Regions from separate parts of the Homo sapiens genome. Here all the other regions are linked to region 1. A link is a loop called in an ENCODE intact Hi-C map of the cell type or tissue named here. Cell type or tissue: GM12878. All regions are shown on one strand. Each heading gives the region's core, and the rest is flanking DNA. Links, peaks and the distances in the headings are about the cores only. Region 1 holds the start of LOC100506124 (a long non-coding RNA gene). Region 2 overlaps GALNT3 (polypeptide N-acetylgalactosaminyltransferase 3). Region 3 holds the start of SCN2A (sodium voltage-gated channel alpha subunit 2).

Region 1 (10,878 bases), core at 1,614-9,613:
TCTGTGTTTCATGTGGTTTTTTAAGGTTCTTACATCATTTACCCATTAAAAATAAAACTAGGCTGCTTTTGGTGAAAATGGAAATAGTAATTACCTTCTTAAAATACCCCCTTAAAAAAAAAACAGGATTTCTTTTACATTGCCAAAAGAATTTGTTTGAAGGAAGATAAATGTAACATACATACTATTTGAAAGCAGCCTGGTTTAAGGGTTGCCATCGAGTCTCATGTTATACCACTCGGAAGTAAGACATTTAGAACCTGCTCATTACTCCGCATCCCTCATTTATGGGATCAGATTGCTTTTATGGGCATTGTGCCAGATTCATTGATGTGCACTTAAGGCAGATTGCAGAGTGAAACGTTTTTCTAGAAAACATCTGGTTCTTAAGAGGAGCATTAGAAGGAGGGTAGCACATTTTTGATCATAACTGGGATTTATCATGTTACAGTAACTCCCCTCTAATCTGGCAGGCAGAATTCCAACAACCACAACCAGGAACCTGGAAATAAGTGAAAAATACCTCAGAGTCCAAAGAAAACAGAGGTCCAAGATCCTGTGCATATGAAGGAGTGGTATTGCCCTTAGCTCAAAGACTATTTTATTCATTATAAAACTACTGGAGCCAATTAGCATAAGGGCTCCTGAAGCCGCCTTTATATCAAGTGAGTCTTTCTGCAGTTCATTCGTTCCTTCACTCCCCTTGCAAAAATTGTGCACCCCCTGGATGCCACCATTTTTCTACTCAGGTTTTCCCCTCCTCTCTTTCTTGTACCTTCAATATTTACTGGCTTTTTTTTTTCTCCATAGATGCCCAAGTAGCTCTTACCTTAAAAGACAGACTTCTCACACCCTTATGGACACATCACTCTTCACCCTCAGCCTTATTTCTAAAAACTTTTCTATACTGACTCTAGTTCCTCTCCTTCCATTCGCAGGGCTTCCAATAGCCTATGAGAAAGTTGTATTCAAATTAGAAAAGGGAGTCCTCCTGCATGGAGATGCAGTTGCAGAGTGGTAAGACTTGGAGGATTTCTGCCTCCATCTCCTGTGCCCTTGGCTGGGTCACTCTGTGCAGTGCACACACTGCACGACCACACGTGGAGGCTCTGCAGGATTTCAGATATTTCCACTGGTTTTTAATTTATTATATTTGGTAGAATCATCATTAAAACTCTGTTAATGGAATAATGGACTAAAATTACAGAGGACTGGGTTTGCTCTCAATCCTTTATGTAATTGCAGGACTATGCTCTTACACATCCCCTCTGGAACTCTTACGTTCTAGTACCACTTCTGTTACCACTCCTACTACTACTTTCTGGCTTTTATTTCCATCTTTCACTTCCTGAATCTCTATCGCTGGCCATCGAAGTAATATAGATTGCATTTTGCATTAACAATTAATAGTAAAGTGTGGTATTGAGAGTTGAAATGTCAGCTTTTGTTTAGCTTCTTCTCTTCGTCTGTGTTCAGAAAAATAACTTTAAACAGCAAAAAGCAAGTTTGAGAAGGCTATTCTCTAAAAAACAACAAAAAACTTTTTTTATTGTAGAATATATGTTAATTCCAGTTAACTTTTACAATGGTAAATAAATATTTCATCACTCAGATATAACTATGTTAACAACTGGGTTTCATCTAGTTTTGTGTATTCTTATATGCATCTATAGTTTTGGCAAATGGATATATTATTATTTGAACAGTTACATTTTCCTCTTTATTCACTTATTTTGTGAGCATTTTAGCAGTTAAAATCTTTCAAAAATTTTTTTTTTCTTTTTTTTTTTTTTTTTTAGACGGAATCTCACTGTTGCCCAGGCTGGAGTGCAGTGGCGTGATCTCGGTTCACTGCAACCTCCACCTGCCAGGTTCAAGCAATTCTCCTGCCTCAGCCTCCCGAGTAGCTGGCACTACAGGTGCACACCACCATGTCCAGCTAATTTTTTGTATTTTAGTAGAGACGAGGATCCCCGTGTTGCCCAGGCTGGTTGCGAACTCCTGAGCTCAGGCAATCTGCCTGCCTCGGCCTCCCAAAGTGTTGGGATTATAGGCATGAGCCAAAAAAATTAAATACATAAATAAATCCTTGAAATAGTTTTCAATTACTACCTACTACTATATTATTGGTCAAATCTTACATATGTGACAACCTCATGTTGGATGTTTTGATAACCAAAAGCAGCAAAAAATTCAGTTACAATTTTTAAAATTGGAAACCTTTGAGAAATTTCGGAATATTTCCTGTGATAAATTTCTCTACGTGGGATCACTTGGTTAAACGAGAGACTCTTATTTTGTGCTGTTTTTAGAGAACAGCCTTCTCGAACTTGCTTTTTGCTGTTTATAAGTTATTCCCTTCAGGAAGGCTGTGCTACACTTCGATGAGCAGCGGTCTGAATGCGGTGGTTTCCTTGCACCTTTGCCAACCTTGCTTCTAAAAAAATCTGTCAGCATGAACGCTGTTGTATGATCCTATTTTAAAGCTATTCACTTGTCATCTCCAGTCGCAAACTAGGATAGCTCCTGTCAGATTCTTAATTGGTCTTTTGGTTTCCATAGTGATTCCATTATCTACTTCTACTCTAGTGCAAAGTTCAACTTGCTTCCTCAGCTGTCCATGCATAAAAGCCTTCCAGATTTGCTCTAGGTTCTTGACTTCTGGGGAAGAAAGATATTTCCTCTTGGACCCAGTTCACCATACTAGCTGAATTAAGGTCAAAAGTACATTAAACTTACAACTGTGTCCTTACCATGACGGGGGGCAGGTGTCCAGATCCCAGATCTACAGAAAATTCTTTCATTTCTGTTGTGTCCCCCTGCTTCCATCCTGAGTGTACGTCCCCAAACTTTCATTTAACATGTCATGTTCATTAGTTCCTTCAAATACTAGTTCAGAGCAGTCTGGAATCAAGACTGCCTAGTTTGAGCTCCAACTGTCACAGATCTTGGGCTTGTCACATAAGGCAATCAAATCCTTAAAGAAGAAAAAACATCAGAGGTAGTAAATGCTGCATAGAGTTTAAAAAGGATAATATGATACAGAATCACAGGATGGCTACTTGAGATTGTGGGCCTGGACATGAACACGGCCTCTTTGAGGAGGTGGTGATAAAGTGATACCTGATGGAAAGGAGCAAACCTGGAGAAGGAAGCTCAGAGACAGGAAGCGGGGGTGAAGGGAGGGACAGGAGGAAGAGAATTCTCCACTGAGGAGAGTAGGGCAAAAGCAAGCTCCAGGTGGATAAAATGAGATGCTGCATGTGGAGTCTAGCATAATGGTTGGTGGGTAGAGAGAGAGGAAAAGAGGGAAGTAGTTGAACAAAAATTAGAAGGGAAGGAAGGAGGGAAGGTGTGAATGAATGAGAATCTCAAATCCTGTAGGGCTGAGCTCTCTAGGGGACTTTACTCATCCTTTTAATCTTGCTTTGAACTGCATTTTCTCTTCTCAGTTGCAATTACTACTTTGCCCTGTTCTGCTTATAAGAGGAGCTACTATTAAGAGCCTAGTGAGTCAGATTCATTATAGGTTTTATATAAGTTCCCTTTAATCCTTACAACCTGAGGCAGGTTATTATCCTTATATGCTTGTTTATGGGTGAGAAAACTGAGGCTGAGAGTGTGTAACTTGGAGAAAGATGAAACATCTAGGTAATGGTAGAGCCAAAACTTAAATCCAGGCTGGTCTGATTTCAGATCCATGCTCTTGACTGCTACACTATAGTGCTCCTCAATTAGACTGCTCTTTAATAGTTTCTACATTTGTAACAGCTGTTCATTCCACTCAGTCCATCTTGTTCTTCATTATTTAGCTATCTCTGTGATACACCAGTTTCTTCTGCTAGCCAGATGTAGAAAAGATCACTTCTTCTTACAGAAACATTATCTCTTAGTTATAGAAGGCATCTTAATATAATAAATAAGGCAGAGGCTTTGAAGTTGACTGGGCCAGTATGGAATTCAGGTTCTGACACTTTTCTCTGTGACCCTGGGCAAATCATTTAGTCCAGGTCTCACCTTTCTTATCTGAAAAGTGGGAATATTATTTCTCTTAATAGCTGACTGAAAATTAAAAGACATAAAGTAAGGAAAGTCCCTAAAATAGCATCTAACAAATGGCAGGTGCAAAATAAATGGCTGCTTAAGAAACAAAAACAAAACCTTCCTCTCCTCTTACAGATAGGAAAACTGATTTGGAAATGTCTTGCTGAGAGAACAGATGCTCTATTTCTCTATCCAATTTCCATGATTCCAGCATCCCATGACACAAGTTCACTGGAACTACTAAAGGCATTCTGTTAATGTGATTTCTGCCTGAGTCAGCTCCGGCTGCAATAATAAAATATCATAAACTGGTGGGCTTATCAACAAAAGAAATCTGTTTCTCACAGTTCTGGAGGCTGGAAGTCTGAGATCACGGTTCCAGCACCACCAGGTTCTGGTGAGGACCCTCTTTTGGGTTGCAAATAGTTGACTTCTTATTTTGTCCTCACATGGTAGAAAGATAGCTAGAGAACTCTCTGGGATCCTCTTTTTAAGGGCACTAATCGCACTCGCAAGGGCTTCAGCCTTATGACCTAATTATTTCCTAAAGCTTCACTTCCCAATACTATCACATTAAAGACTAGGATGTCAACATACGAAGTTTGGGGTACACAAACATTCAGTCCATAGCATTGTCCTTAAAAATGTCCACTCAGGCTGAAAGATATTTCTCCACCTGAATTAAAGAAAAAGAGGTAATGTTTCACGATTCCAGATTTGTAAAACAGGGATAATAATGCCGGCATTTTAGGTTTGTGAAGATCAAATGTAAGGAATATGAAAGTATTTTAACATATATGAAGTGACTTATAAATTCTATTATTAAACATTCTATGAAATGCCATAAATAAAAGCTAGGTGACAAGGCGGCCAGATTACTTGAGGCCAGAAGTTCGAGACCAGCCTAGCCAACATGGCGAAACCCCATCTCTACTGCAGATACAAAAATTAGCCAGGCGTGGTGGCGTGTGCCTTTAGTCCCAGCTACTCAAGAAGCTGACGCAGGAGAATTGCTTGAACCCAGGAGGTAGAGGTTGCAGTGGGCCAAGATCGCACCACTGCACTCCAGCCTGGGCTACAGAGTAAGACTCTGTCTCAAAGAACAACAACAACAAAAAACCCCACAAAAAACTGTTTTGCTAAGTGAAAAGAAGAATAATTGGAATTTTATAACGTAATTGAAATTAAAGGGATTTTGAAAAATGGGAGAAATGATCAGAAACAAGAGAATGGAGTTCAAAACAAACACAGGACATTTAATAAAAAGCAGCAAATGACTTATAAATACTGTTTATTGTAAATGCAAATAAAATTGAGGACTGTGTTTACTACAATTTTAAGGAAAATTGAAAAAGATGTAGATGAGAAATTAAAAATAATGCTAAGGATTAAGTTTAGATTAGGTTAAATTTAGTGTAAGAGAGTGAAAGCTTCTATGCCAGGGTGCTGTTAAACAGAGCTGGGTAAACCGTTGCCTTCACATGGTGTGCTTTGTGACTCCCTGCTGACCAAAAGTATTTGGTCACCCTTTACCATCAAATGTTACAGTGTCTGAAATTATACCTGCAGACCAAGTCTTCTAGGCTAAGGTTAAATATCCCTAATAAGGGACCTATTTAAATTGAGGTTTCAGGACCTGATTATTTCTTAAGACCACAATGGCCTTGAAAGCAGGAAGAATGAGCTCAAGAAAGGAAAGGGAAACACACACTCTACCCTTTTCTAAAAAAGATTTTTCAATGAAAGTTACATTTTCTGTACTATACCACCACCCATTAACATTACAGAATGCAGGGGGAGCTTACCCTGATTTGCAAAACTTACCACATCTTTTGAGTTCCAAGAGGAATATAAATCATCTATTTATAAAACCTTTATTAAAATATATATTTAAAATATATATATTGTCTTTTTCATGAGTTATTTACAGGGAGATTTATTCCAATTTTTGAAACAACACAGAATACAACAAAAACAGGCTGGGTGCGGTGGCTCATGCCTGTAATCCCAGCACTTTGGGAGGCCGAGGCAGGTGGATCACAAGGTCAAGAGATCAAGCCCCTCCTGGCTAACACGGTGAAATCCCATCTCTACTAAAAATACAAAAAATTAGCCGGGTGTGATGGCACATGCCTTTAGTCCCAGCTACTCGGGAGGCTGAAGCAGGAGAATCGCGTAAACCCAGGAGGCGGAGGTTGCAGTGAGCCAAGATCGTGCCACTGCACTCCAGCCTGGGCGGCAGATCAAGGCTCTGTCTTTAAAAATAAATAAATAAATAAAAGAATATAACAAAAACACTTTAAAAGAGAACAATGCATTTTAAATATATTTCCTGAAATAATATTCCTTAGAAAAGATACAGGGTATTTAATTACCTAGATTTTAACAAAATATTCTTTATAGAAATAATTATAGTCTTTACCACAGAGTCACCAAATCTGTACCCAATCAAAACAGAGTCAAATAGACCAGCTCTCATTCAACTCCATTAGGAAACACCAATTTCACATAGTACTTCTCTTGATGTACAGCAGCAACCTCTGCTGGAGAAAAAAGGGTATACTTCTAATAACAAAGCACTGAGCTCAAACCTGTTTTGAACAGGAAGAACTGAAAGTTAGATTTCTTTCATTTCCTGTTAAACCAACACCTAAGTTAAAATTATTTTCAAGGTCTTAAAGACGCACGGGCCTTATCAAGTATATCCTTTCTGATTTTTGGATAAGTTGGATGTGCTTCAAGAACCTGCAAAACAAATAAAGAACCCATAAAAACTTGTAACTAATAATCAAAAACTACGGAGTTACAAAACTTATAAGAAATGAGCATTACAGTTAAGATTTCCTTGTACTAATACTACAACAGCTATAACACTTTTTAATGGTGGCATTTTAAATGTAACATGATGACTCCTTTATATTAATGGTAGTTAGATGAGAACAATAGAATGTAAATATCAAATGCAGAAAATATAACAAACAACTGCTTACCTAATAGATGAATTGTATAAAACAATTATGTATCAATGATTTAAAATATTTTTGTAATTTAGCTTTTCATTCATAATATCTGATAAACCCTTAGAGAGTGACTTTTATACAGCAGCACACATTAGCTTTACCTGAAATGATCTTGAGACATACGTATTTCTAGTTCTACTGAGTCTAAGAGTGGGGAGATGCTAGTTTTTTTTTTTAACTCCAAAAATGATCCTAATATATAGCCTTACATTAACACACAACCCTAACCTGACTGAAATACTGCTTTACAGAGACTCAGTAATCAACAGCAATTACTAAGGCCAAGTATTTACTGTAATGATGCTAACAGATTGCTGTGTGGGATAAGGGGCATTACAAAATTCTTTTCTAATGAACTTTTCTTGGAGGTCCTTACAATGTTTAATAGAATGTCTTATATGGAATATCAATGGGACAATGTATATATAAAGAGACTCTACAAATTCTAAAACTGTAATTTAAATATTTGTCATTTTAGTAGGTGATCATTTACTAGGGGATGAATTACAGAATGCAATTGAATGACTTCTAATAGAATTCCTTTTTATCTCTAATTGATCAGTCTGAATTCTCTAATAACCAGATTCAGACACATTCACAAGAACTTCTAATCAGAATAATGATCTGGAGAATCTATACTGTCTTCAAATATCTTCTAACTTAAAGACTACATTTTATTTAACATGTTTCTCCCACTGGTCTTTGTCTTTTTTTTTTTTTAAAGTAAAAGTCTCTTTTACTCCACCTCTTTAATCCTACTCCTTTCCATACATGTAAATATTTTATGGTTTATTGTTTAATATGTACTCTTCAGTGGTCTTTGTCTTTAAATTGACATAAACATTTTATTATTTGATCTCAAAGTAAAAACATGTTTTTTATTTAGGTGAACATCATTTTCTAAATTTCGAACACTGATAATCTCCCTAAACATACTGATAAATCATTTAACTAAAATAATGTATCCTCTATTTCTATTCACATACATCTGGAGATTTAAAAAAGTAGGAAATTGTGCATCTGAAAAATTTTAAGAAATCTAAATTTAAGTGTTTACCTGGTGACATATGTCAATTGAATCCACATATCTTTTTGCTTTTAAGTAATTAAATGCCAGTTTGTATCCTGTTAAGACAAAAACCATAAAACAGAATGATGGAGTACACTGCTACTATTACTTTTCCTTGCCTCCTCCTCTCTTTGCTTACTCACTAGAGAATGGTAAGGGAGGCTGGTGAATGAACAACCAAACTACGCTATACAGAGAAGTTGTGTGATAATAGAAGACAGAGTGACACAAAAGAAGTGTAAGAAGAAAAGAAAGTGGAGTTGGAAAAAAGGACCACAGTGAATACATTGATAGGTTAGAAAGCTGCCATCCCACAAGTGTGGTTTCTATAACTTACTAGAAAAGTCTCATTTATTTCAGGTTATAGTAAAAACTCATCATAGGGCAGTAAATGACAACACAGCCATTCATTTATACAGTACAGATTTATTTAGCACTTACACAGGCAAACTGATGCCTACAGTTATGAGGTTTGCATTCTATTAGGAGAAAAAGTACATTTTAAAATAATTGCATGAGTAAATAATTTCAAAACTGAGATAAATGTTATGAAAGAAAGATCCAGGCCAAGTGAGTTACCATAAAGAACCTGAAGGGTATCAAGAGATGTCTGAAATCTGAAGAATGAGGCATAAACTAGGCTAGGGTGGGAATCAAGGACACTCTCAGACAGAGGAAACTGCATGGATTAAGGCCAGTGGTAGGACACACAGGGAGTTAATGAACTTGGAGTATGGTGAGAAGACAGAGCACATAGGAGAGCGACACAGAGGAAGGCAGATTAGTCATCAATGACTGGTAAGAATTATCACAATTACTGATAGTGAAATGCCACACTTCTACTATCAACAATTAGAAGAATATTTAACACATTCCTCTTAATGGATGTTGTTCTCTTGTAACATGCTATAAAAATGAGAAAACTAAGAAGACAAGAAAAGTAACAGCAGCTGTGCACGCAGTAAACAAGATATAATGCAATGTAAAATAATGTGTAATAAAAAATATCTCACTCTACCTCTTAAAAATATGAAATAAGAAGTGTAAATAGTGCTCTTCAGCTCTAATAAAAGTACCAAAACAAATGTTTAAAATTTTAAATGTTTGAAAAGAATTACTGGCTAACATTATCAGATGGTAGTAAAAAGAAAGAAATAGAAATGATCTAAAATTCACACTATTTTATATATAGTCAGGCACTGCATGATGATGTTTCATTAACAACAGACCACATACATGATGGTGGTCCCAAAGATTTTTATACTGTATTTTTGCTGTACCTTTTCTATGTTTACATACACACATTGCTTATAGCATTCATGACAGTAACATGCTGTACAGGTATGTAGCCTAGGAGCAATAGGCTATACCAGATAGCCCAGGTGTGTAGTAGGATCTACCACCTAGGTTTGTGTAAGTATACTCTAAGATGTTCACACAATGATGAAATTGTCTAATGATGCATATCTCAGAAGATTTCCATTGTTAAGCGACACATGACTGCATATATATATGTGTGTATGTTTATATATGTGTGTGTATATATATGTATGTCTATATAGGTGTGTATATATATATCTCTACACACACACACATGCACACAGGCACACATGGGCAGGGCCTATGGCAGAATCTCACATCTCAGATTTTAGACAAAAATAAGAAGTTTCAGAGAGGTAAACTTAATGTCATTACCAACAAATTCTAAAATGAACTAAAAGGGTTTGTGACATTCAAAAAGTAAAGCAATTTTTAAGATGTCATGCCAAACATACTTACATGGGAACTAGTCAAGATTTCAGTTTTGGTTTGTGGTTTCTTGACTAGCTTTGGGATCTTACGCAAGTGGCTTGAGCTGTCATTTTCAGGTTTCCTCATCGCTAAAACAGGAATAACAACTCCTCCCTCTAACTCTTAGTATAATTTTAAAAATCATATAAAATACTTGTGAAATGGTTTTTAAAACCTTAGAATACCACAAAATATTAGCATTTTTTAATGTAAGCATTCACTATATTATAATCACAGAATTTTAACACTGGAAGAAACTTGATACATGACCTGGTACAAAAATTTCAGAGGAAATAAAGACCTAAGAAGGGGAAAGAAAATGTGCACTGCAGCTGCACTACACCTGCCAAACTTATTAGAACTCAACTATATGCAATCAGGAGAGACAGCGAGAGAATGCAAACATTCTACACAGTCTAATGACTGTCCTATAACCTGAGAATAGGTATGAAGGGTGAAACATGAGTAGTTTCTTCTCTCATTGGATCTCAGTTGTTCCTAGTGTGTTTCTTTTTTTCCTCGTATATATTTAAGATATACAAAATGATGTCGGTGTGTAGATGTGGGTGTGTAGATATATGTGTGTGTGTGTATATATATTTATTTATAAATGATTACTGCAGTCAAGCAAATTATCCATTCATCATTCATCCTGGTGCCTCTTATAGTGACAATATTCAACCCTGAATTCTATGGAAAGAGCATGAGCACGATTTTTTTTTTTTTTTTTTTGAGACAGAGTCTCACTCCGTCAACCAGGCTGCAGTGCAGTGGTGTGATCTCGGCTCACTGCAACCTCCACCTCTCGGGTTCAAGCAATTCTCCTGCCTCAGCCTCCTGAGTTGCTGGGATTACAGGCGCCCGCCACCATGCCCGGCTAATTTTTGTATTTTTAGTAGAGACGGAGTTTCACCATGTTGGCCAGGCTAGTTTCGAACTCCTGACCTCAGGTGA
Region 2 (10,878 bases), core at 1,567-9,566, 95 kb before region 1:
CACAATCAAATTTATGTTTTAGAAAAATCACAAGTTTTTCAGCCCCAGTAAAGGTGATAGATATTAATGAGATGAGGTGGGTCAAAGGATGGAGTGGAATGATTTCAAGAGAGTCCAGGAAGTGGAATCAAACAACAGGACTTGGTGAGAGAAAGGGAAGAATGGGAGATGAATGGTGATATGGTTTGGCTGTGTCCCCACCCAACTCTCACCTTAAATTGTAATAATCCCCATGTGTCAAGGGCAGGGGCAGATGGAGATAATGAATCATGGGGGTGGTTTCCCCCATACTATTTTTCATGGTCATGGATAAGTCTCACGAGACCTGATGGTTTTATAAATGGGAGTTCCCCTGCACATGTTCTCTTGCCTGCCATCATGTAAGACGTGCCTTTGCTCTTCTTTCACCTTCTGCCATTATTGTGAGGTCTCCCCAGCCATGTTAAATTGTGAGTCCATTAAACCTCTTTTTCTTTATAAATTATCCAGTCTCTGGTAAGTCTTTATTAGCAGCATGAGAACAAACTAATACAAATGAGTAAAGTGATAACATTAACAAAGGCAAGAAACACAGGAAGGATAGATTCAGGGTAGGAATTAAGGAGATAATTTGTTCAGTTTTGGACATAGCAAATGTAATATGCTAATGGAACTTCCAAAGTGAGTTTCCAAGAGCAAAAAGATATATGGGACTGGAAATTAGGAAAAAGTTCTGCAGTAGAGATGAAAATTTGAGTCAGTCTTGGGGTAAATGTAAAACAAAGAGGATAGAGAAATACCTACATTTAAGAGTAGAAAAAAAGAGACTGACTGGAAAGTCCAATTTTTCCAATCCTATGAAGGAGGGGTGGTAAAAAAAAAAAAAAGACAAATGAAAACACAGATAAATTATCCACGTCAAGTGGAAGTAATTTTACAATCTTATCTCACTCTTGAGAGATGTTAAATGTGCAACAGTTGGTTGACCTTTAAAACTGAACTTCATTAGACCTGGCCTAATGGGCTTTAGTGAAAAATGAGAAGAGAACCTTGGCAGAGAGAGTAGTTGTAGTCATGCCTTCAAGATCCTAAGGCTTAGGATTCAGGGCACTTCCAGAATAATAGGGCAGCAACCTCACCTATGGGGTTCCGGAAGATAAGAATGGTCAAAATGTTGGGGTCTCACAGGAAAGTGGTTCCCAGTTGATGAACTACAACCTCATCCCCTCTAACTGTATCTTGACAAAAGGTAGATATTCATCAACCTGTGTTCACCTCCTTTCTGTTCCTGAGGGGACTACCAAAAATCCCCTTCCCCAGGGCTATCGAGTGACAGTCAATTTTTCTGCAGCTAGAAGTAGGCTAAATTAGGAATTTGAGAAGAATTGAGCTGGACTCCCTATTTTGACAGAACATGGAAAAAGAGTTCAGAGAAAGCACAGAATAGGAAGATATGACAGAACTAGATTCTTCTACAGTAGTGATAGTTTTCCCAAAACATTTTATGTCAGAAATCATACTTGTGGATAGGGTGGGAATTGAAAAGAAGGATAGAATTAATGACGCAGATAGAAGATAGTTCTTTTTAGAATAAATCATAAACTAGAGGAATTGTTCATCAGAATGACAGTAATCCTATCATTGTGAGTGCATGTGTATCTATGTAAAGACCCATTCAATTAGTAGGTTTTAGTTTGGGATGCTTCTGATAAAGGAGTCAAGGAAAGCTCATGAGAGACATGGATAGCATCTTATTCATGGCTGTTTTTCTGGCCCTTACCACAATGTTGATAACATAGTAGGCACCCAGAAAAATTTATTGACTGGAAAAAGGAAGAAAGAGGACCAAGATTTCATCAGAAACAACAACAAAAACAAAACTTAACTTGTGTTAAATGTTGACTAGGTCTCTGGTATTAAATAACATTTAATACATAAGTTCTCATTCTCCCAGCAATATTGTGAAGTATTCTTCTTCTTCTCTCTTTTTTTTTTTTTTTTTTTTTTGTAGAGATGAGGTCTCACTATGCTGCCCAGCCAGGCTGATCTTGAACTCCCAAACTCAAGGGATCCTCCTGTCTCAGCCTCCCAACGTGCTGGGATTACAGCCATGAGCTACTGCGCCTAGCCTTTGTAATTCCAATTTTACTGACAGACAGGGAGAGTCAAAGAGATTAAGTGGCTTGGCCATGCCAGTTCAGTTTAAGACCAGCATTTTTCTAACTCTGTTCAAACTCAAGTTCAATGTAAAATCCTGAGCTTTTAACTGAAATTATCTAAAATAAAATGTTTAAGAGTCAAGAACTGATATCCTAAATAAAAGGCGATAAGAAAAAAAACTGAGGAAAAACCATAAAAACTACAAATAGCTTCCTATCATTGGGTAATATTTTACAAATAAATGATTTTTAAAAACTTTTCAAAGCACCATTTCAGTAATAAAGATTGAAAATAAGATTGTAGATCTTAAAATGGAAGATTAAGAGGTTGAGAACCTTACAGAGGCAGAGCCTAGAAGTAGGAAGATGATGTTTTGATCTTTTCAGACTATTTCTGAAGGGATTAATCTTCTCTTATCAACCCTGATCACTTAAAGATTCCAACATTGATGGGATTTTCATTATGACTTTTCTGTACTTTGCTGTTAATGTGCAATATTAGGCTTCCATTAATGCTGAATGACACTCAACACTAAGCATCTCCATCAGCTGTCTTCAATTCTGGATATACATTAGTGAAAAGCTCTTAAAAAAATAAAGTGCCTTAGGCTTCACCTCTGATTTAATTGATGTGGGGGCAGGGCATATACTCTGCTTTTGTTGTTACTTTAAGCTCTCCAGATAATTCTAACAAGCAGCAAGGGTTAAGAATTACTTGTCTAGATCACAATATTTTGGGCAAATCAAAACTAGCATCTGATAAGGGTTGTATCTGTCCAAAGGCAACCACATTACTAATTTCTAATAAGCCAAAGATGGGTGTTTCAAAATAGATTCTTGATGTAAATGAATAGAAGTTATTTAGACATGGAGATACACGATAAAATCCAAGGCAAGAATGACCCACAGTTTTCCAAAAAGACTCAGGGATTTACGCTGATATAAATGAGGCACTGAGGTTTTACTGCAAATTATGTTTCTGTAAAATAATTTTATAAATATTTTATTCCAATCATAAAAATGGGAAAATTGATACCTGAACAATAAAAGACATAAGCCAAAAGATACACAATAAATAAATGAGTAAAATGAAACCAGGATTTTTAATGCCTTTTTCCGGGAATAATGCCATGTTCCTTGTCAGTACTACCTGCCAAATTGGAAGCCCTACGTAAAAACAGCTCGTGAAACAAAACAAATCTCTCCTACAGTCAACTTCCAGTTGGACTCAGAAGTTTGAGAATTGATAAGAAAAAAATCAGCACAACAGCAAACTCAGGATATAACATGTCATATTTGCACATTAGAAATGATTAGCAGATAAAGGGTTTGTTCTTCTTGTACTCTTTCTAAAACCTTTAAACACACCTATCCAAGATGGCTATTTGCTAATTACCAAAGATCAGATTCACAGAGGAAGAGAAGTCAAAAATCATGAAATAGTTTTTAAAAACTAAAAAAAAAGAAAAAAAAGAAAAGAAAAATTCAGAGATCTTCTAAATTCTAAATTCTTATGAATTCCTAAGAGTGAAATTCAGAGACCTGGTTTTAAAAAGTTATTAATCTGTAACCTGGTATATATGTAGCCATTGCAAAAAGTCATTAATAAAAATATTCATAAAGTGAAAAGCTAAAGCAATATACACAATTTTAACTGGTTGTGACACTCGCTATGTTAAAATCAATGGATTATTCTCAGGGGTAAAAATATGCTTCCATCTGAAATCTTACAAATTTAAAATAATCTAACTAACAAGTGGTAGCTTCCAGTTATCTAGACTACAGCTTCTCAAACTTTAAAGTGACTATGAATCACCTGGGGATCTTGTTTAAACACAAATTGAGAAGGGAAAATATCAAGGTAAGATCCATCATGATTGTCCCTCTAGGTGAAGAAGCATAGGTTGCAGAAATATTAGTTGTTCATTTAACCTAAAAATTCCAACTGTAGCAATTTTCTGAAGTAGTGGAAAGCAGAACATTATAATTTTACATGAAAGTAACATTTAATGAAATAAGAAGATAGTGGTTCCTCTCACTTCTTGTTTCCATGTTTGTGACAATAAACCATTACAACTCCAGAAGTTTAAAGTCTGGTTCCTGATGAATTTAATTGCTGTGATGTCTAATTTGGTATACAAAACTTCCTTACTACTGAGTTAAGGCATGCTGTAAAGAGTTAGGGGTAACCACACTAAGCAGAAAAAAAACAAAATTACATCCCAATATCCTAATATAGATTATAGATTAAGAAAAGTACACTATTGTGAATTATTATAAAACTCATTGGATCTTTGCCACACATTATCTATCATCTGTATTTCCTAATTGAATTCAAAACAAAACAAAGAAAAACAAAATTTAAAGACCTTGCCCTGATAATAAACCTTTAAGTGCTTGGGTAGAAGTTTTATTATGTGCCCCTCATCTACTGGTTAAAGTGTTAGGGAACAGAGGAGTGGCAGAAAGTCATTTCTGCTTGCATTTATTGGTGGGTCAAATCTCATGGTGTTTTGCTGCTGTAGTTTGTTAGTTTTGATTATGTTTAAGTTCATGTTTACATTCTTGGCAGCATTTCTTCTGAGCAGGAAGTGGCATGTGGATGTATGACAAGAGACAAACACTGATGCAAAGCAAACTGCATGAAGACAGCCACATTCTGTCTCAGAGGGGGCAGCAGTAGACATACCTCAAAGATCTCAGCTAAAGGCAAAGTAGAGTTACTCTGGGTGGCTGGGCAATGCCACCAGTGGATGACTAAACTACTTGCAATTGTTATAAACTAAGAACAGCTTTCTGAACCAAGATATCTGCAGGCTGTGAGACAAAAAGCTCAGTGACAGAGTTAACCATCAGCAACCGTGAGGCACAGGTTTCAATACTGAGAAGGACAGGGTCAGACATCCAACTTCTCAGCTACCCCTGGTCAGGTAGACATCTCCCTCATCGTCATCTCTGAATGTGAAAGGTTGCTGATAGAATCTTGATTTGTGAGCTAGCCAACTCTATCTTGACAGTTTGACACAAACAAGTAATTATGATACTACATTATCTGTCAAGGGAGTCACAAACTCAGGGGCTCACATGCTCTTTCCTGCCACATCTACACCTGTGAATGACTTTTACATTACATATGAAAGATATGCATTGATTACTTATGGCATACTACAGAGTAGAGGAATTCTGAGGAGTGATTTAGGTGGATCCAGAGATTATTCATGTAACTGGTATTCCCTGCCCCCCAGGTAGAGGCACTGCATTTTAAAACATTTGTCCATCTATTTACCTTGTAAACATAGTTGTTGGCTTTTGGATTAGTAAGGAGATAGAAACCACATGCTAATTTGAACAGAGAAAGTTTAATACAATCTGGTATTAAAAGAGGATTGGAGTAACAGGAAATTGCCTAGTGGGAGTTAAGGAGAATTCTAAAGAATACAGGAGTTGTAAATACAGTATAAGGGGCAACCACTCCCCCTATGGCTGAAATAAGTGTTCAAGGAAGGGCTCTCCTCTCACCAGGGCTGAGATCCAGAGATGTCTATGGAGATGCCCTAGCTTTGACTACCTGGTAAAAAGTCATAGAAGTACTTCATTCATGGGACTTACCAGAAATCTGCCCCTGAAGTTCCAGAAGAGGCCATTCACAGCCGGGGGACAGAACCCTAGAACTAGCTAGGTGCTGAGGAAAACTGCTGGCTGCTGAGGGAATCTGGAATCACAGAGGTTGTCCCCTGCAGGAGTTTAGTGAACTTTCATGTGCCACACAGGTAACAACGGCTCTGGGCTGGCTGCCTGGGACAAAGGTTGGGCAGCTGGCTCCCTAGACACCCAGTCTTGTGGGGCCCCGAGTTTGGCATGTGTGGATCTGAGGAGAGAGTTTGGGGAGCAGTGACTTAGGTGACAGAGCAGGTCCATGGTGTCTGTGTCTCAAGGGTACACCACTGCTGCCTAAATCAAGCTCTAAAGAAAGTGCAGTGTGTGGGGAACACCAACTCTAGAAAAAGCTGTGTTCTGCAGATACCTAGTACTGGAGAAAATCATACTGGGGAGTGAGCAGTGGAGGAAAACTATGCTCAAAAGGAGCTTAGCCAGTGAGCATCACAGAAACCAGAAAGAGAAGCCTCAGCCACTTCAGTGTCCCTCCAGTGCCCTCTACTGACAAGGCTTAACATTGTACGAGCCAGCAAAAAAGAAATTTACAAGGCCCAGCTCCATTATTACAGAGCAGGCTAATACAGTAAATTTGGAACTAAGAGACAGTAAACTGATAAGCAGCAAAGTCTACACTTTTCACTACTCAGCTTCCACATGCACCCTCTCCCACACACTGAAACTCCTGTACAATAACAACACAATTCTATATTTCACCTAACAAAGTCTAACTGTCCTTCTTTATAAGTGAAGAAGTTCTATCTCCTCAAAAACGAGAGACATAGAGTCCTAACAGCTATTGTAGTCATTGCTGTGACTCTGAGTTACTCCTTAAATTCTGTCACAGTCCCACTAAATATTCTGTTACCTAAATTGGAAAGTTGATCTCCAACGGCTTCTATTTAACATTTTTAAAATGAAAATGAGAGAAGAAAATTGTTAACATATACAAAAAAAACCTAGATATAAGAGGCAAAGAAAAAATGTGCATTGAACCTGAGAAAGCTGATTGAAAAAAAATTTTTAAAGAAAAAATACGCAAACCTACAATAATCCTCACTTACATAATTGGCTGCGAGGCCATAATGAATATCTATGGCTTCTTTCTTACACTAACTACTACTCTGTATTCACCATGCCCTTAAGCATTCTAGGAGTCCACAGATGTTGGTGATGTCAAGGAAGGGCAAATCCATATGTAGAATACTTGTCTATTCTAGTGAGGAGAAGTCTCTGCCCCCTCAATGAAGGAAGAAATCCAGTATAATGAACCTGCCACCCAGAGGCTGGCTGATCCCCGCAGGGGCTCAATGCTGGATTCTGCAGATTAGGAACTCAGCAGCAGCGCTATCCCAGTCAACTTTACAAAGGGGAAGCCATGTTGCTGAGCCCATGCATACACAGCTCCAGTCTTGCCACCAAGACTCCTGTTTATGGGCCCACTGAGACAGCTGGAGAGATAGGCTGACTGACATGCAGAATGTGTCATTTTGTCCACTTGATTATTAAGAGCCTCCTCTGCAATGGATGTGCTTTTGTGGGCACTCAGAGGGGATACAAATTCTTTCAGGGTCTTTTCATTTTGAAAGGTTCATTCACATACCTCTTCCTCAAACTAACTACCTTGTCACCAATCTTCCAATCCTGTTCCTTCCAACTCTGACCATAAAAACCATTAACAACTACCCATCGATGACCAATATAGATCTGTATTTCTAGGCATGTCTCATTCCCAACATGGTGGACAACCATATTTACTGTTCAAATCTCTGCCTACAGAAAAGTTTTCCTTATCCAGTATTATTCACAGTTACTCACGAGTAGGGCTATAGTGCTACACAGTCATTAATCTTGGGTAGTACTAGTGTTTTGTTCAGATTCATCTGCAAATCAGGTTTGAGGGGTTTTTTTGTTGTTGTTGTTGTTGTTGTTGTTGTTGTTTTTTCTTCTAACAAATGGACTAAGGGAATCGCCAAGAAGCCACAGGCATGAGTTGAAAGAGACAAGGCAATGCCATTAGAGTTGCTACCAAAGAAGTCTGAGTCCCTGGTTCATGCAACTTATTTGTCCTATCCAGATCTGCTCTAGTTCTGTCTCATGTACTATTTCCACTCAATGATATATTGCTGTTGTACATCGCTAACCTTATGGAAAGATAGGTCAGATTTTACCCAGATAATGATGGGAAACTTGGTCCACATGATAACCTGACACTCCATAATTATGCATTCAATATCTACCTAGTAGCAAGTCAGAAGGTGTTTATCAAAAAGTAAACAGTTATCTGAAGAAAATATTTATTTCAAAACCCTAGATGTCTGTATTGTGATTCTGCTATTGGCACTTTCCAGAGGCTCCATAGAGCATTCCTCTTTGGCACAGATACCAAGAGAGTCGTTGAGTTTGCTAGATCATAAAGCTGAAGTGGTAGCATAGCCTGTACTGCTGGGCTTGCTGCAGAGCCTTCTTCTACTTTGATCATCATTAAAAACTGGCAGCCTTATGAGTTACTCTGTAAACAGGTTGAGGTAGCATATTCAAATGTTGTAAATGTTGCCCCCAAATTCAAAAATGACTATTGAGGCTGGGTGCAGTGGCTCATGCCTGTAATTACAGCACTACTGAGGTAGGCGAATTGCTTGAGCCCAGGAGTGCAAGACCAGCCTGGGTAATATGGCAAAACCCCATCTCCACAAAAAAAATACATAAATTAGCCGGGTGTGGTGGAGCTCACCTATGGTCCCAGTTACTCAAGAGGCTGAGGTAAGAACATTGCTTGAGCCCAGGAGGCAGAGGTTGCAGTGACCCCCAGATCCCACCACTGCGTTCCATCCTGGGCAACAGAATGATACTCCCTCTCAAAAAAGAAAAAAAAAAAAAGCCTATCGAGCATAGTGGCTACTGAATGCCCAGAAGTTTTGCTGAATTTTTGTGGGGCTGATTTATCACCTTCTAATTCTTATATGCTCTACAAGGATATCTAAAGTATTTGCTACTTTCTTCTCATCAGAGACAATCAGCATATTATCATCAATGTAGTGGATCAGTGTGATGACTTGTGAAATGTTACGATGATTAAGATTAAGAATTGATCTAGCCCTGAGGCAAGACTGTGAAGCCATATTGTTGGCTCTGCTAGATAAAAACAAATTGTTTTTGGTGGTCCTTGTAAATTGGCAGAAAAAGATATTAACTAAGTCAATAGCTACATACCAAATGCCAGGGGCCATGTGGTTTGATAAAGATATTACATCTGGGTCAGCAACTACATTTGGAGTCACCCAATAATTAAGTTTAGGGGAGTCTACAGCCATTCTCTAAGATCCATTTAACTTCTGCCGAGGCAAAATAAGTGAGCTAAGTGGGGATGTGATAGATATCACAAGTCTTATTTCAAATCTTTGATAGTGACATCAATCTTGAGAGTTTCCTCAGGGATATGTTATTACTTCTGATTTACTATCTTTGAAGAAAGGGGAAATTCTAAAGCCTTCTACTCAGCTCTCCTATCACATGGTCCTCTCTCTATGGGTTAGCAGGGGTGTCCAATCTTTGGGTTTCCCTGGGCCACATTAGAAGAAGAAGGATTGTCTTGGGCCACACATAAAACACACTAACACGATAGCTGATGAGCTGGGGGAAAAAAAAGAATTACAAAAAAAAAAAAAATCTCATAATGTTTTAAGACAGTTTACAAATTTGCGTTGGGCCACATTCAAAGCCATCCAGGGTCGCATGTGGCCCATGGGCCACAGGTTAAACAAGCTTGGTTTAGAGAGTCAATATAGAGATTCTGCCAGTTACCCAGTATGTCTATTCCAATTATTCATTAAAGAACTGGGGAAATAAGCACAGGCTAGATCTGCTGACCCCCTGGACCCACTATGAGTACAACTGGAGCTAAGACTCCATTTGTTACCTGAGCACTTTTAAGTCTCCACTTTGAACAGTTGGCCACAGTATTTTTGGGTCCCCCTAGGAATTAGTATGAAAGGTCTGATTATTTCCTTTTCCCCAAAGCATAGTCTCTGGTAAATGGCTACAGGTCCCTTTGGGGAAAAGCTCTGGGAGTGTGAATTGACTTAGGTCTGAAAACTGAGTGAGATGCTGTGACTCTTGATTGCAGCAACTAAAGTTAACTTTTTTGCTACCAGAGCTAGAGATTTTCCTATTATATAGATGAAGGGATGCTATAGTACTGCTTACGTATTTCATTCATTAGCTACCACTAGGCATATACCAAAGACATTATCTCAGCTGTCAGAAACATCTGCAAGCCAATGTTTTCTGATACCTCTATGGCCCAGCTTTTCATTGTGGGAGATGTATATACTTTGTATTTGGTGTATAAGGGCTTACTGCCACTTGGCTTTTGCTACTATGGAATTTCATCATCTCCAGTAAAATCAGAGAGCCAATTTCAATGGTCTACAAAGGAGAGCAGGCACAGATTTTTTCATGGATGCAGGGAATCCCTTCACTAATGTACTTCTTAATACTTTAGTGAAAGGAGTGTCTACTGGGCCTTTTCATGGCATGTATTTGGAGGATGGGCAGGTTGCATTCAATTAATTCAACCAACCATTCCTTTTTTGAAGGAGTCCAAACACACACAAGCAGTAGGCAATTTCTCTCCATTCATTCTTCCTTTGAGGCCCCAAAAATATTAAGGAATAGGGGGTGAAGGAATAAAGAAGATTGCTTGCTCAATTGTTATCATTTTGCATTCACCTTTCTACAGGTTTACCAATGCTGATGTGATAGACACTCCTCCTCCATCTCTCAGCTTCCATTACCCTCTAGAAAAAGTGTCAACAAACTTTTTATAAAGGACTAGATAACAAATTTTTTTTTGCTTTGCTGGCCATATGGTCTCTACTGCAACTATTCAATTCTGTTGTAGTACAAAAAAGACAATTTGTAAATGAATAATCATAGCTGCATTCCAATTAAACTTTGTTTTCAAAAACAGGTAGTGGATCAAATTTGGTCTAAGAACTATAGTTTACTAACCCCTGCTCTAGAAATTCTAAAAGACTTCAATCTCAATATTTGTAAGTCTCCCCATATTTACCCCTTCCCCATT
Region 3 (10,878 bases), core at 2,005-10,004, 630 kb before region 1:
ACTTACCAGAGAGTACTTTTGTCTTCTAGAAAGTGAACCTGGAGGCTCAGTTTCTCCAGAATTCATCTTCCTCTGCCCACTCCACCAACAGAACAGTTGGCATCCTTTAGACCAGGGGTCCCAATCCCAGGCTGCAGACTAATATGGTCTATGGCTTAGGCTCCATCATTCTAGGGTTTGATTTTTAGTTTACTTTTCTTGTCTGCCATACTGGAATTTGCTAATATAGCTGTGGTCCCTGTACCTTATTATGGTGTAACAAATGCAATAAGGATAGGGGCTTCTTCTGATAATTAAGACTTCCATCTGCCCTCCGTAGGTTCAACTTTAATGCTTCCTACAGATGGGCAACAGGGCTATCTGCTCAGTGCAACCCCCAGAATTCCAATTGTCTGTGCTGTCTCCACTCCATACCATAACTAAGCCTAGGAAGCGCCTCCTGAAGTTCTTCACTGGGCTGAATTAAGAACAGGATCATCGTTCTCTATCTGGGTGTTTTCTACCCCACTGAGAGAGGTGAAATTGTCAGAACAAAAATTTAGGAATTTACCAAATGCAGTTTTTTTTTGGCTGATAATTACTATTATTAACAATAATGACAATGATAAGCTTAGAAAAATTAAACACTAAACAATGGCTGCCGTAAGAACACTGAAATGACTTTATAGTTTACAATCAGTCTTTCGTCTTTCAGGGATATTTTTGTGGACATCTGGTGCCACATTTTAGTATGGGGTTCAGAGAATATCAATTTACCTGTTTCTTCATCATGCTATATTGAGTTATTTACTCCACAATAAAGGTAGACCTACTGATGAGAAATGTCAGGGCAACCTTTGTGTATTTCAGTTACCCTCAGCAAGGTGCTACCAGCTAGCATTAGTGTATTTCTGGTGTTGGTAACAGGATCATGTGAGCCTTGTAGATGAGAACTCCTTGTTGCTCAGGGGATCATGGAATGCTGCTCTCTTTCAGACAGCCATCTTCGGGGAAGAGAAGGGTCTCTGGCAGAGCTCTATGGGTCCTGCACTTCTCTTTCACCTCTCTGCCTTGTTCTTTCACTCATTAATTTCTTGACAATTTATTTTCCTTAATAACTCTAGTTCCTTCTGTTTATCTTCTTCTGTCAATCCTTGCATCCATTGCAAATCCATCACCTGCTCTGAAATACCACACTGAAGGGAGGTACTCCTAAAGACCTTCCTTCTTTTCCACTCTTGTTTTACCCTTGGCTTACACAACTGTTGAACAACTGGAGCTGAGGACAAAAAGCACATAAATTCCAAAGGTCAACGGAATCACTTCTTCATAGTTTACATCTCCTGTGTCTTAAGTAGAACTCAAATAGAACATAAGCATTGAGAACAGAGGTCTGAGTTGGAGGTCAAGACATCGTTTACTAGCTGAGGGACTTTGGCTTTATTTTTCTCATCTCTAAGAGGGAAAAGATAAAAATCTACTTCACAGACCTGTTGCTGGGAATAATGAGATAATTTATGTACAGTACTTAGCACATTGCTTGGCACATAAAAAGTGCTCAATAAATGTTATATATTTATAACATTATTTGTAACACCTCGTCTTTCAAGGAATTATGGGAATTATTCTGTTTGTCAGACTTTGTTTATGGAAATTATGTCCTTTTGATGGCCCAATTTTTCTTTTCCTTTTCTTCATCTTTTGATAACATACTATTAAATGTCAACAATTCATACTAATTGGAACTAGTGTAATAAGCTGTCCTCCTCATCAGTATTAGCAGTCTTTGAACATGGCATAAAAATATGCCCATTTTGGCTTACAGGTCCTTGATTCTCTAATGATAATAGTGCAGGAAAAACATTAGATATGGAGTTCAACTTTTTAAAACTGTCTTGATGTTGGTGACCAATAATTTAAAAGAGGTTAGCATATTTTAAGGTGACTAAAACTGTACAAATGAAATTGCCATTTAAAAATGTCTGTTCATTTGCTTTTCTCCAATGCAGATATTTTAAATAAGAAGAAGTGAGGCAAGAAAAATGTAAACAAATATTAGGTATAAACTAGGAACTTAGTCTTTTATTTTCTGAATCAGATGGATGATATTTAAAAGTCTGGGTGAATGATAAATGGTAGAAAAAAATTAAATAACAGTCAATATGCACAACTTAATGGAGGTAAAATAAGACTTACTTACTTTTATCTCTATAAATTAAAATGATTTTGAAAATCAAGCTGCCAAAATAAAGGTGTGGATTTTATCATTAAAGCAATGCCCAAGAGACATGTTATTGAGAAATTATGTGGCATTGGTTTGTTGTTACTAGCGAAATGAATGCCTAACTGAAGTTGATTTCATAAAGATTTAGTGTGTGTATGTACTTGTGTGTCTGTGTGTATATATGTATATATATATTTGTATACACACGCACACATGTCTACCATGTGACATGTTGCTATTTTTACAACTTATTTTAAAACAGCTAAAATTTTCTAGATGAGATTAAACATTTTCCATAAAAATAAAATTACAATAGTTACCTCAAAGTTTGTTTATCCTGGAAAAAAAAGTGCTAACATAAGAGTTGTTCAATAATATTTTACCAAAATTTTGTCAGAACTCCATTAAAAACAATTCAAGACCACAGTGGTCTAATTTCAACACTGGCATCATTAACCTAACATATTTATGGAATATTCACTATATGTTCTGTTTTCTGCTTAAGTATATGAATTAAACATAGTTTAAATAGTTTACTCAAAGAACATGCCATTTGCTTCATTGATTTCACACTCTCTGACGTATGTATTAATAAGAACATAGGAATCCACACACAGAAATAATAGCATTCCTATGGTGCATTAATAAAAATGTATGAATTTTCTATGTCTAGGACATGTATTCATTATTTGGGTGGGTCTTATATTTCAGGTACTGTTCTGTGAACCACGTTTATGGAAGTGATCAAAACAGGCAAACATCTCTGCCTTCATGGAATTTACATTTTTCTTGGAGGAGGCAGACAATAGACAAAATATTTAGTATGTCAGCTAAATACTAAAGGGAAAAACCAGAGGAGGGGATAGTGTGTGGTATTGAGGGTCAAGGCCAGTCTCAGTAAGAAGGCAGCTGTGAGCTGTGACAAGAATGAGGGAAGTGAGCCATACGGAGCCCATGTAAGAGATTTCCAGGCAAAGAGATTAAAAGGTGGACGCCTCCTAAGGAATGGACATACCTGCCATGTTTGAGTAATGAGAAAGAAGATAAAATGGCTAAAGTAGAGTGAGTGAGGGCAAGAATAACATCAGAGAAGTAAAGGAGTCTAGATTGTGAGCATTGTGAACACTGGGGAAGGCATAGACTATTCACAAGGAGATGGGTAGCTACTAAAAAGTTTTGAGAAGAAGAGTATGTGATATGATTTAGGGTTGAAAAGGATTGCTCCAGTTTCTGTGTCATATAACCCTATGGTCTTGAAACTGGGATATTGTATCCCTGGGGGCATGAGGTGGCGTGCCTAGAGGTACACAAAATCCCAGGATCAGTTAGTCACATCTTCCCTAAGGATAAAATTTACCCTCAAGACTATGGGGAAAAATGATTACTGTGTTAAGAAAAACATTTAAATTTTATATAAATTATTGTAAAATTCCCGTGATTTTAAAAATAAAGTATCAATAATATTTCATATTTGTGGCATCTTAGGCTTTAATCTTACAGGTTTAAGCTTCTTGGCCATCAGGAGTAATTTGTTGAAATTGCAAATTAATTTGGCAAAATTATCATAATTATGTGCCCTGAGAGCTTATGTATCTTATGATAGTGCAGGAAACTTGTGAGATGAAATAGTTGAGTGTATACATTAAAATAATTTGATCTACCAAGTCACTTTAATTATTTATTTGTTCAGTGTTAAAAATATATTTTCATAACCAAACTAATACATCTTAATAATGTTGTAGAAATGGAAGTAAGGTAAAATTTAAGAAACTGGGTTTGTTCTTCTGACTTGCTTATTAATACTGGATAAGTTACTGAAGAGTGGGCTTTGGTTTCCTCGTCTATTTAATAGTGTGGGAACAACCTTATGTTAAAGCAATCTATTCAGTATAACTTTAGCACACAGAAAATAAAATATTATGAATCCAAAGAAAGTGTAGCTTGCAATCATGTATTTTATTAAATGTATTTATCAGCATTTTGGCTTCTGATGGACATGTGTATATACATATTTTGTGGATAAAAAAATTACTTAACTATTTTTATATTAGATACTATCAATTATTCTGGCTGATCTGGGGACTTTTAATGGTAAATTTTATATCAAATCTGACAAAGACAGTATTTCAGACCCGTTTAAGACCTAGAACTCACCATGAGTTCTAAAATTGGTTCTCAGCACCATGGACAGCGTTACTGCAATAGGAAATTAAAGATCGATTTGGCCCCAAATTAAAATGGTGTTGTAAAAAAGTGGGAGAAAAAAAATGCCTATCCTTTTACTTCAAATTTTAAAAAAATGATCCTGGCCTTCACAACTGTTCATAAGAAGAATAATTAATTAAACAAACATATATTGAGAACATCATATGCTCAGTAAAACTTTGATTCTATAAATGGTGTCATTTACCAAATGGATTCTTTTGACAATTTAATTTTCTCTTATCTCTCTAAGAAGATGTAACTACACACTATAGTATACTACTACAATTATCAAATTTCATGTTGCATGTAACTTGTCGTCTGTATTTTTGTAGTTAGATTAGATTAACTAAAGATTTTTCAAGTTTGCCTTTAAGTCATTTAATTTTCCTGCCTTATCTTTAACCTTTCAACATTCCTCCAAACAATAGCAACACAAGTGTTATGTGTTAACTTCTCTAGTGACAAAAACTTATACTTCTCCACAAAGAGATGTGATGTTCATTATCAATAAGCTTGACATCTAAAATTGTTTTATAGGAGATACATATTACTTTTTCAGATGGTATATAAAGTTAAATAAATCTTAAGTTTTCAATGATGGGAAAAGCTTCCATTTAGTTTAAACATAATGTAAAGAAATTTGAATCCCCAAAATAGAATTATAATTCTAAAAATTCATACTATAATTCTTCTTAAATGTTTAAATTACAGTTAATTAAAGTAGTTGATTTCAAATAGAGTGGAATTATGGGCTGTACATCATTTAATTTTATGTGCTGACTGCTACATAGCCAAAGGAACGTGAATTAAGATGGTTCCACTTTTGACCAGGAGATGGAGCTGTCATGTAAGATGCTGCCTTTATTTATTTATTTTTCTAATTTAGCATGCTGTTTTCTAACAGACATTGGGTACCATCGAATGACTGTCAGAACAGAAAGCTAAGGCAAAGGAGGGAGGATGCTGTGGTCATCCTTTCTTGTTTTTTTCTTCTTTAATGAGGATAGAGCACATGTGAGATTTTACTTTCTACTCCAGTAAAAATTCTGAAGAATTGCATTGGAGACTGTTATATTCAACACATACGTGGATTCTGTGTTATGATTTACATTTTTCTTTATTTCAGGTAAGCCAGCATGATTCTATTTTTGACTTATCCACGGATTGTTATCTATGTTAAGAATGACATTTAATATAAGATGTGTGCTTTGTTAGCTTGTATTCAGATCTAAGAGATTCAAAAGCTCTAATTCTAGCTGTTGTGCAATTTAAAATCTTCCTAGGCTGAAATGAGCTCTGACTATGACATACCGTGTTTTATTATTTCTTTGGCTTTCTAGCTGTTGGTCTCTGTCTCTGGCTGTATTTGTTTACCTTTTAAAGGTAAAGCTTTCAAAGTGAAGGATGGGTTTTCCTTTCACAAGGGAAATACTGCTCCTTAATGCAGTGAACAAATTGTAGAGATATAATGAAGCAGATTAACATGGCAGTGGCTCTGCCAAAGCTCAGGGCTGAGCCTTCTGATTGCAGCCTCAGAGGCAAGCCAATATTCTGAGTCCAAAGGCCTTTTGAACGATTTCTGCTGGCTATGATGGTACAGATTGTTTATGTCTTTATTTTTACCTCTTAGAAATAATACGTAAGTCATTTCTCCCACATGAATCAAGATTTATGTAATGTGTTTAATAGACTTGGAATGAGACTATAGACCCTCCCTCCTCCCCCAGTATGGATGTGAGGAGTATGCTGAACACAAATTAATTGCCATGAAAATTGATTTTTTCTGTATTTTATTGGATTTGGGATAATAGAACCGTGGCCATTTTAAATAGTTGATATTATAGAAGGTGCTCACATTTTAAATTATTTTAGGTCATGTGACATTATCTGTGTTAAAGAGTGGAATGACTCAGGAGGTGGAAGTTGCATGCAACAGCCTTGCTTCTCTCTGCTGCTTCTCGTGATTTCCCTTAAATCCTTGCTTGATTATTATTAGAATAACAGGAATAAAGACATATAGAAATCCTATATTTAAAAACCACTGATTTTCATTTAGAGAAATTTAAAGAGATTTTACAAATATTTTAAAAATAGTTTTGTAAGATTGTTTTTAAATGCCTCACTTCTTTCTCCTGTGGAAAGAGCTGTGTGTGTGTGTGTGTGTGTGTGTGTGTGTGTGTGATGGTGGAGGTGGCAGGCGGTGGAGGTGCATCAGGATGTTTTTATCTCAGTCATTGTTTTCCTGTAAAGAGGTAGTTTTGCCATGTCAGAGGTTGTGAAAGCTATGGGGAATGATTTTATAAAATGGTTTGGACAAACCATGAAAAAAACATGTTTTTTAAATGTGTGGAATCTATAGAGTTTGTAGTTCTACATGGCTCCATATACATGGAGATTTTTAGAATTACAGATATTTAACCATTTATCCCCATTATCATTTAAAGAAAAGCAATTGTAATTGAGAGATAAGGTGGATTTCCCAGAGTCACGTACTAAATTACAATAAGGCAAGGCTAGAACAGTGATTGACAGTTCCACATCTTCCATAGCAGTAACACAATTCACCTCTAGTGTGAACATATCAGGATGGCATAGACCAGGTATGATGATATTCACTGTGCGTGTGTGTGTGTGTGTGTGTGTGCATGTGTGTGTGTGTTTGGTTATATTCTGTAAAATAGAGTTTCTTTCAGTATACTGTTGCTCAATGGCATATTATATGCAGTGCTCAATTTTCTTAGGTTTCTTGTCAAAGCATCCAAGAAAACTGAATGACAACTATGGAAACTCTGTTTCTTAGTATGCCTTTTTCATTATTAGGTGGTGTATACTCTTCTACCCTATGCTCATGAATGATGTGGATGGCCACATGGCTTTCCCTCCTACCTAATAGAAAAGATTGTACATATAGGTTAATCTATTGACAACTATAAGAATATCATCTCATGTCCAAGCCTTTCCTCCTTTGTTCACTTACTAGGCACAGGCTTTACCCTACTTCTTCAATATCTTGAGAAAAGAAAGGGATTAAAATGTGTCATGTCTACATATATTTGTGGAATACCACGTACCAACCAAGTGTCCATGGTAGAGATAAAGAAATAATTAGTCAAGGAGTTTACCTCAGGGAGGTTAACATGCAAATATACATGTGCAGATACCACTATATCTCAAAATAAGGAATGAAGAAAGATGAGAAAGTGAATGGGACAGGAATATCAGCACCTATCTTGTGCCAGGCACCATGTTACATCCTGGGATTCAGAACAAAACAATAATGTTAATTTCTGTCCATGGGGGGCTCAGAGGAAAAGATTTTAGGAGGATGTGACAGTTAAATTAGATCTTTAAGAGTGAGTTGGATATAAATAAAGAAAAACAGAAAGTTGCTTATTCCAGGTACATAGGTGAGGCAAGTAAATACAAGAAAATGGAGAACTATAGGCATCGTATAGGGAAACTGTAGAGAAAGGTAAATAACCCAATCTGTTTGAAGCTTTTGTTGTCGGTGTTGTTGTTGCAGTTGTTATTTTTTTTCCCCTGGGGCAGTAAAAGTAAGGATAATGAATTTGGCTTTTGGTGTTATGCATTTGACATACTGACACATACTCATACACTGGGGTGTTTTATAAGGAGCTGAACATGTTATATCCATGTATCAGATTAGTGGTTAAGGCTGAATGTATAGATCTGCATGCAGTTGTGGGACAAAATTAGGTCATACATAATTAAACATTAATGGGGAACAAAAGAGAAGTGAAGATGACTGGGGGCATAATCTTAAGATTAGGAGAGTAAAAAAGTGTAGAAAACTATTATTAAATTGTGTGAAAATAATGTGAGAAGTTGACGGAATAACAATATCATAGGAGGCCAAGCAGGTAAATTGAATATCAAAATAGGGATCAGAAACAATAGAAAACCCATAAAGGGGTTGGTTCATAAGAGGATAGAGTAAAGATGATGGATTTAGTTATCATTATTAGGTCATAAATTAATTTTAAGAGAAGAGGTTTAGTTGAATGGCAGAGACAGGGGCTCTGAGGACTAAATTGGACATGAGAAATCTGGGGAGTATATTTAAGTTTTAAGAAGTTTGCCAGGGAAAGGTAGGAGAGATAACATTTTATACCTGGAGAAAGAAGGTACTGTTGAGGGAAATTTAACTTTAGTGCAGATTAGAAAAACCTAAGCCCTTTGTAGAGTAAGGTATGAAGTCAGTAGAGAGAAAATTGAGGAAAGAAGAAACAAAAGTACACCAAGGTCGTGGAAGAGACAGAAGGAAGGTTTGAAAATGCTTTTCCTTGACACAGGAAGAAAGGGTGGTTGATGATAATGAGCAAAGCTGGTGTAACTCACTTTGGGTGGCCTGTTTTTCGAAATTAAATCCTTGTTTGTAAGATGAAGTATCTCCTCTGATTAAATCAGTTTGTTCCTCAGTAAAGGCTATTGGTGGCATATGGACTTTCTGGAAGAAATAATTAATCCTCAGTAGCAAAACACTTTCCTGCAGAATATATTTTAGTCACATTAATTCTTGAATTGGAGACTAATAACACTGTTTCACATGAAGCTTTTACATACTTCAGTTATCAATTTCTTATTCATAACCACCTATTTAAAAACAGGTTCTATTTAAAACTTGTATTGAATTAGGCCAACACATATCTATTATACATATCTAGTTTGATTACTAAGGGCTGGTTTGCCAGTATCTAAATTAATTATTCAAGTTCTTTCCTTTTTTGAATCCTTCAGTTTCATTAGCACGTTCACCAGGACTTGTGTAGAGAGAGTCAATGTCATGGCCGGGTGCAGTGACTTATGCCTTTACTCCCAGCACTTTGGGAGGCCGAGGTGGGCGGATTGCCTGAGGTCTGGAGTTTGAGACCAGCCTGGACAACATGCTGAAACCCTGTCTCTACTAAAAATAAAAAATTAGCTGGGTGTGGTGGCAGGCACCTGTAGTCCCAGCTACTCGGGAGGCTGAGGCAGGAGAATCGCTTGAACCTGGGAGGCGGAGGTTGCAGTGAGCTGAGATTGCGCCACTGCACTCCAGTGTGGGTGACAAAGTGAGACTCTGTTAAAAAAAAAAAAAAAAAGTCAATGTCAGGAAGCTCCTTTCCCTTAGGGAACTAGCTTCCTTATGAAGCTTCCTACCAGAAGTTCCTTTTTTCTCCATTTCTTCTGGCAGTTACAGAATCCTCTTGGGGCTTTCTTAGAGCCAATCTCCTCTAAGGTGAATGCATTTTCTTGCATTCACCTGTCATGAAATGGCAGTGGAAAGACTTGAAGAAGGCACAGGCGTTGGTGAGTCATATATATATTTTGCTGATAATAATGAATACCATTGGCAATATAATAGTGGCCATTGAAATATTATTTCTATTAGGAAAAGATAACTTGCATCAAGAATATGAGATGAAATTCTATTAAAAAATGAAAAGTAGATGGGCCACCGTGGCTCTTGCTTATAATCCACTTCGGGAGGTCGAGGTAGGCAGATCACCTGAGGTCAGGAGTTCTAGACAAGCCTGGCCAATATGGTGAAAACCTGTCTCTAGTAAAAATACAAAAATTGGCCAGGTGTGGTGGCTGACGCCTGTAATCCCAGCTACTCCAGAGGCCGGGGCAGGAGAATCACTTAAACCCAGGAGGCGGAGGTTGCAGTGGACTGAGATCGTGCCACTGCACTCCAGCTTGGGCGATAGAGGGAAACTCTGAGTCAAAAATAAATAAATAAATAAATAGAAAAGGAAAGGAAAGAAGAAAAATAAAAGCTGACCTCTCTATAACACTCATACGTTAGTGTTATCTCCTCTTTATCCATTTGGGTTTAGTGAAATTGGAGGTCAGTGGAAGGAGAGGTAGAAGTGGATTTTGCAAATCAGAAGTATAATTTTTTTTTCTGGTAATGTTCCATTAAACTTTTCAGTCAAAACCTTTATGTGGAAGAAGACATAATTACTAACTACATTAATAATAATAATGAAAAAATCTTATCATGTAATATCGTTTTGTTTATTAGTGAAACATTTTAGAGAAATGATTTAAGAATCAAAGGTATTTAAGTATATTTTATTTATTGGAATGTGATAAAATATTTTTGAGGGTAAAAAACTATAATTTCAGTTAACTGTTTGTACTTACTAAAATAACATTTAGGGGGATAAAATGATCTTAGGAAGAAATTGCCCACAAAAAGTGTTTTGAATTGTTTAGATTATTTTTATAGTTTTAAGTTGTTAAGTCTTTTGCTGGTATCTAGGATTAGTTGGGAGTATAATATGCTTTGAACATGAACATGTCTTGGTGTTATTAGCAAATAGGTATACAATTATGTGATTGTGTAATTACTCAGCTACATCTTGTGTTGTGTGATATGTATGGGGAAATGACAACAAAATAACAACAGTTCTCTTAAGCATATATGAAGGTAGTGCTTGAAATATCATGAAAAAAAGAAAGGG

The links. Hi-C counts contacts between places; a loop is a spot of excess contacts. Peaks named below come from ENCODE experiments on the same cell type or tissue, not always from the same donor. Only the 100,000 strongest peaks of a DNase experiment are listed, where the experiment ranks them.
Region 2: it touches region 1 in a loop (2.6-fold over the local background); 7 of 110 quality-filtered maps call a loop at or near these places.
Region 3: it touches region 1 in a loop (10-fold over the local background); 18 of 110 quality-filtered maps call a loop at or near these places.

What each region holds. Positions count from the first base shown.
Region 1 is chr2:165,868,044-165,878,921 of GRCh38, forward strand. It overlaps TTC21B (tetratricopeptide repeat domain 21B), which reads right to left. Exons shown (of 29, transcript NM_024753.5): 28 at 8,122-8,189; 29 at 5,319-6,789. The coding sequence ends at 6,712. It overlaps LOC100506124 (a long non-coding RNA gene), which reads right to left and starts at 3,898. Exons shown (of 4, transcript NR_045375.2): 1 at 2,754-3,898. RefSeq lists an enhancer at 6,511-6,710. In GM12878, for the core only: a CTCF peak has its summit at 6,591 (motif pointing left); a DNase peak (open chromatin) is centred at 6,608; H3K27ac peaks cover 630 bases.
Region 2 is chr2:165,772,946-165,783,823 of GRCh38, forward strand. All of the region lies in intron 1 of GALNT3 (polypeptide N-acetylgalactosaminyltransferase 3), which reads right to left. Among named protein-coding and RNA genes, the nearest start is that of GALNT3, 16 kb to the right of the region's middle. In GM12878, for the core only: a CTCF peak has its summit at 6,290 (motif pointing left); no DNase peak of the experiment used is centred there.
Region 3 is chr2:165,234,107-165,244,984 of GRCh38, forward strand. It overlaps SCN2A (sodium voltage-gated channel alpha subunit 2), which reads left to right and starts at 5,308. Exons shown (of 27, transcript NM_001040142.2): 1 at 5,308-5,534. In GM12878, for the core only: a CTCF peak has its summit at 5,234 (motif pointing right); no DNase peak of the experiment used is centred there.